Linked DNA regions of Homo sapiens: region 2 is linked to region 1. Evidence: read pairs that join two places in POLR2A ChIA-PET (ENCODE). Cell type or tissue: PC-9. All regions are shown on one strand. Links, peaks and the distances in the headings refer to the core of each region. The heading gives the core; the rest is flanking DNA.

Region 1 (2,917 bases), core at 125-2,624:
CAGTACCCAAAAGTTCTTCATAATGAAATATTTACTGCTCTTTACAAGGATATTTTCCCACAATTCAGTGACATTCTGCTTTAAGCATTCCTTGGTTCAACATAGCAAACTCCCTGATGTAACTTTGAGCAATTTTGAATATGCTGTAACTTTTCAATATTCTACCTAGTGTATTCCCTCATCTACTGACACTGCAATTTTATCCAAAAGAAATTCATCAAGTTGGTCAGGCATGATTTAGTCAAAGGCATGCTGCTTACTTCTCCTGATGCCAATATGATAGCTAACTGGCTTTTTGCACTTGTATTACCGACTTCACAAATTCATAAAGATATGAAAGTTCAAAAGAACAAAATAACTAACATCTTTCTTTCCTCTAAAGAGATAAAACTATATTGCAGAGGCACATATGGAAAAGGACACTCACCATAAGTGCAAACCATTTTACTAGCTTCTCTGAAGAGAAGAATTCCATTAGGAGATGATACATCAAAATTCAAACGCTGGGATCTAAGAAATATAGAAAAAAATTGCCTATATGTGAAGATAAAGAAACCAAACACAGATTTAAAATGCCTAGGATTTTCATTTATAAGAAGTAGCAGCAGTACAATTGTCTCTTAAAGTTCCACTCCATTTTATAAACAACTGTTGATAAAATACGTATGCTAATTTCTTCACTCTAAAGATAGTAGGACAATTAAGAAGAATTATTTTCATTTATTTGCTAATTCAAAGAGTTCATTTTTTATCTGTCAAAACAATATCCTGACATTCTTTATCACAGATTTCTTGCCCCTTCTTTCATGCCAACTGGATGATGGATAATAATAAAACACCCCAGGTGTCTAAGTTTAGACAAATACTTGGATAATGATATATATTTCCATTTGAGATTTCCTACAGTGCCTGATACACATTTTTAAAACAAATTCTAAAGTGATGAGTAGGAAATCTGGTACTTTTAAAATACTGCACATATGTGTAAAGAATTACCTGACACTTCAGGCATATTTCAAACACATTACAGTTTCCACTGCATACAACTTCAGTAAAGAGAAACAAATCTCATAAGTTCACCTATGAGTAGCAATTCTACTTTCCTGGTTCCTACTGGGGTTGGGCAAGTGTGAACAGGGTAAAGAACTAACATGACCTCCTGACATATTTGATTTTTAAACAATTGCTTTGGCTTTTAAGAAGAAGTGGCATTTTGAAAAAAGGATTAGCAAAACAAAAACTACCAAAAAGCAAGACATTGCTAAAGACCTGTTTACCAAGAATAAAACAAATTTTTGCTTTTCCATGCTTTTTAAAAATGCTTTAGTATTAAGTACAATGATTACCTATTAGAAATATTATTATGAACATGATTGCTGGCATACAAGTTCTGATTAAAGAAATGCATATACATAATTTGCATTAAATTCTAGAGAAATATAGAAAAGATAACATTTTCCAAAATAACAAAATTTCACAAGGTAATTCTTAGGACAATTGTGCTAGATAAGAATCATTTGGACCAGGCGCGGTGGCTCATGTTTGTAATCCCAGCACTTTGGGAAGCCGAGATGGGTGGATCACCTGAGGTCAGGAGTTCAAGACCAGCCTGGCCAATATGGCGAAACCCTGTCTCTCCTGAAAACACAAAAATTAGCCAGGTGTGGTGGCATGTGCCTGTATCCCAGTTATTCAGGAGGCTGAGGCAGGAGAATCACTTGAACCTGGGAGGTGGAGGTTGCAATGAGTCGAGATAGGGCCACTGCGCTCCAGCCTGGGCAACAAGGTGAGACTCTGTCTCAAAAAAAAAAAAAAAAAAAAAAAAAGAATCATCTGGGGAGGGACCAAGATGGCCAAATAGGAACAGCTACGGTCTGCAGCTCCCAGCGAGACCAATGCAGAAGGCGGGTGGGTCTCTGACTCCCGAGTAGCCTAACCGGGAGGCACCTCCCAGTAGGGGGGTGACTGACACCTCATAAGGCCGGGTGCCCCTCTGAGACAAAGCTTCCCAGAGGAAAGATTAGGCAGCAACATTTGCTGTTCTGCAGCCTCCACTGGTGATACCCAGGCAAACAGGATCTGGAGTGGACCTCCAGCAAACTGCAGCAGACCTGCAGAAGGGCCTGTTAGAAGAAAAACTAACAAACAGAAAGCAACAACATCAACATCAACATAAAGGACCCCCATACAAAAACTCCATTTAAAGGTCATCAGCCTCAAAGATTGAAGGTAGATAAATACACGAAGATGAGGAAAAACCAGCACAAAAAACACTGAAAATTCCAAAAACCAGAATGCCTCTTCTCCTCCAAATGATCACAGCTCCTCTCCAGCAAGGGCACAAAACTGGACGGAGAATGAGTTTGATGAATTGACAGAAGTAGGCTTCAGAAGGTGGGTAATAACAAACTCCTCCAAGCTAAAGGAGCATGTTCTAACCCAATGCAAGGAAGCTATGAACACTGATAAAAGGTTAGAGGAGCTGCTAACTAGAATAATCTGTTTAGAGAAGAACATAAATGACCTGATGGAGCTGAAAAACACAGCATGAGAACTTTGTGAAGCATACACAAGTATCAATAGCCAAATCGATCAAGCAGAAGAAAGGATATCAGAGACTGAAGATCAACTTAATGAAATAAAGTATGAAGACAAGATTGGAGAAAAAAGAATGAAAAGGAAAGAACAAAGCCTCCAAGAAAAATGGGACTATGTGAAAAGACCAAACCTGCCATTGACTGCTGTACCTGAAAGTGATGAGGAGAATGGAACCAAGTTGGAAAACACATTTCAGGATATTATCCAAAAGAACTTCCCCAACCTAGCAAGACAGGCCAACATTCAAATTCAGGAAATACAGAGAACACCACTAACACACTCCTTGAGAAGAGCAACCTGAGACACATAATCGTCAGAT
Region 2 (2,917 bases), core at 217-2,716, 75 kb before region 1:
GAGACACCTAGGGCTTCCCCATTCAACTCTCATCTGCTGGCTTCTGAGGTTGTCCCTTTCTGCGTGATAGAGGATCTTGAAGTGAGCAGTCAAGGGAATATGTCTGCATACCCCAACTGACTTGGTCATGTATTACCAAAGCCCAGGCTGGTAACTCCAGAATACACTGTGGCTACTGGGATGACTGATGATTTGCATTTCAAATGGAGCAGCATTTGAATGCTACCACATTTATAAAAGGATGGTGCAGGCCTTTTTTTTCGCCCCCTGAACACATGCTTTTTCTCCATCATTCATTACTGTCTGTCTTTTCTACTAGAATGTAAGATCCATGAGGGGGAGGAACCTTAAATAATTGGTTTACCACTGGTAACCCCAATGCCTACACAGTAGATTCTGAATAAAGTTTTGTGAACTAAATGAATGAATGAATGAAGTCAGACCTAGCTGATAAGCCTGAACCTATCTCCTTTCATTTAGATCTCATTGGCAACTGAGATACCAGCCATTCTTAAAGAACAGGCAGAGGGAGAAACTAATACTGTAGGTCATAGGTCCCAGGTGCCATGTTTCACTGCGTTCTGTCATTTAAACATCACAACTGATTATCATCATCTCCATTTTACTGGTAAAGAACCTGAGGAGTAGAGAAGTTAACTGCCTACTGCCACACAACCTAAAAAGGCCAGATATAAAATATCTTTAAAAACTTTTAATTTTAATTTAATTTTATTATTTTTGAGACAGAGTCTCACTCTGTTGCCCAGGCTGGAGTGCAGTGGTGTGATCTCAGCTCACTGCAATTTCTGCCTCCCAGGTTCAAGTGATTCTCCTAGCTCAGCCTCCTGAGTAGCTGGGACTACAGGCACGTGCCACCATGCCCAGCTAATTTTTGTGTTTTTAGTAGAGACAGGGTTTCACCCTGTTGGCCAGGCTGGTCTCAAACTCCTGACCTCAGGTGATCCACCCACCTCGGCTTCCCAAAGTGCTGAGATTACAGGCGTGAGCCACTGTGCCCAGCCAATTTGTTTTTTAATTGATACATAATATTTTTACATCATTATGGGGTACATGCAATATTTTGTTATATGCACAGAATGTGTAATGATCAAGTCAGAGGATTTAGGGTATCCATCACCTGGAGTATTTATCATTTCTATATGCTGGGGACATTTCAAATCCTCTCTTTTAGCTATTTTGAAATATACAATACATTATTGTTAGCTATAGTCAGGATCCTAACTCAGCTGTATCTCGGGTCTGTCTGACCTCAAGGCCTATGTTTGTTCAAATGCCAAGAAGTCTTTCTTCATTTTCCATAGTGGATTTGCACTTTCCTTCTTTTGATCTTTCAATTACAGTTATTTTTTCATATCTCTCCTGTTGAATTGTAAACTGCTTAAGGGCAGAGACTACATTTTATTAATCTCTGCATCCCTGTATAATGCCTAGTATGACGCCTGGAGGAAAGCAAATAACCAACAATATTTACTGAATGGAATGGAACTGAGTCTAGGATCACAAGGTGTAACAGAAAAGGGACATCCATGTGTGAGCTGTGTCAAGCACGAGAGAGTTATTTTCAACAAACCTGGAATGTCTACTTCCCCCAGTGACACACTACTGGGCAATGCTCACCTGTCTCTGTTCTTGACGGACAGGTTCTGCTCCACTCCTTCCATTAGGTTTCTGAAGCACTGGGCAAGGACCTCCTGCTTGGGGAGGGGCTGGCTGTTTATCAAACTTGCTCTCAGTTCACTGAAATACTGATGGGAGACAGAATAGTGTCAGAGCTCCGACTCCAAGTCCCGCCTGAAGACAGCTGGCAGGGGATGGATAGAGCAGCTCTCATCTACTCAGGGCTCACTAATGCTCAGAGGAGTTTTTGTCTAGGTCCACTTTGAACTTTAAGCCCTTAGAGAAAATCCATGCCATAGAGACACTCCTAGTTATCAATTCTATGATGCCTTCCATAAAATGTCTTGCTGTAATTGTTCTAGTGTCACTGCTTAGGCTGATGAAGTCCTTGCCTCCTCTGTGGGGGACTGAATGCATGCTTTTCCTGACTCTCATCTCTACTAACCACAGAAAGACTGAAATGGGAGGGGCCCCCAGACTGAAGAAAATAACTAAAAATGCCCAGGGAGCATTTTAAGTGACTGAAGGCAAGGCCAAGGGTCTTTCCTCAGGCCTTATCATCTTTCCTGGCTTCAGTGAGTCACTCCTTAAATGACTTTGGGCTTTTTTCCAAGTCTCTGTCCTTGGGGGTTAGAATGGGTTTACTCCTCTGAGGTGGGGTACTAGAGGGGCGTGCTTTAGTTTGGGGAGAGCTTTGTGGCACTAAGGAAAATGTCTGTCAGGCCTGCTCACAAACACCTGCACAGCCTTTTCTTCTCTGCTGAGGACTGTGGGCTTTTATACACACACAAGTTCTGATACTAAACACAGCTCCTAATCATTGGAAACAGCCTAATTTCAGCACAAAGACAACATTTTGCCAGTCATGCATTTATTCTTCCCAGCCCCAAAAGCATGATATTTAATTTCCATCATACATTAAAACAGCTTACATCAAAAAACACACATAATTAATATGTAGTCAGACTAATACTTAAATACTATATATCAGAGGCATTATACTTAAACCACAATGTCTTACTGAACAAGATTGGGAATGCACAAAACTACTTATTTTTCCCTTTTATAATGATGCAGTGACTCACACCAAATAGAAAATTATTAGTTTTTCATCCTAAACTGTGAAATATTGCCTCCATCAGTAAAGTATAATATTGTGATGTCATAAGCTTTTTCTAAACACTGAATTTGCCCTTATTCCCTCTCAATCATTTTAAAAGAACTGCTCTCTTTTATAGAGCTTGGATTTAAATCACAATAACACCGAGGGAAGATGAAT

The links. ChIA-PET counts read pairs that join two places held together with the same protein. Peaks named below come from ENCODE experiments on the same cell type or tissue, not always from the same donor. Only the 100,000 strongest peaks of a DNase experiment are listed, where the experiment ranks them.
Region 2: POLR2A ChIA-PET joins it to region 1 with 35 read pairs; 3 of 35 experiments call an interaction of 5 or more read pairs at or near these places.

What each region holds. Positions count from the first base shown.
Region 1 is chr5:171,219,351-171,222,267 of GRCh38, reverse strand. It overlaps RANBP17 (RAN binding protein 17), which reads right to left. Exons shown (of 28, transcript NM_022897.5): 22 at 428-510. Among named protein-coding and RNA genes, the nearest start is that of TLX3, 88 kb to the left of the region's middle. In PC-9, for the core only: no CTCF peak of the experiment used is centred there; no DNase peak of the experiment used is centred there.
Region 2 is chr5:171,294,736-171,297,652 of GRCh38, reverse strand. It overlaps RANBP17 (RAN binding protein 17), which reads right to left. Exons shown (of 28, transcript NM_022897.5): 27 at 1,639-1,766. Among named protein-coding and RNA genes, the nearest start is that of TLX3, 13 kb to the left of the region's middle. RefSeq lists an enhancer at 2,917. In PC-9, for the core only: no CTCF peak of the experiment used is centred there; DNase peaks (open chromatin) are centred at 1,642 and 2,192; H3K27ac peaks cover 1,420 bases.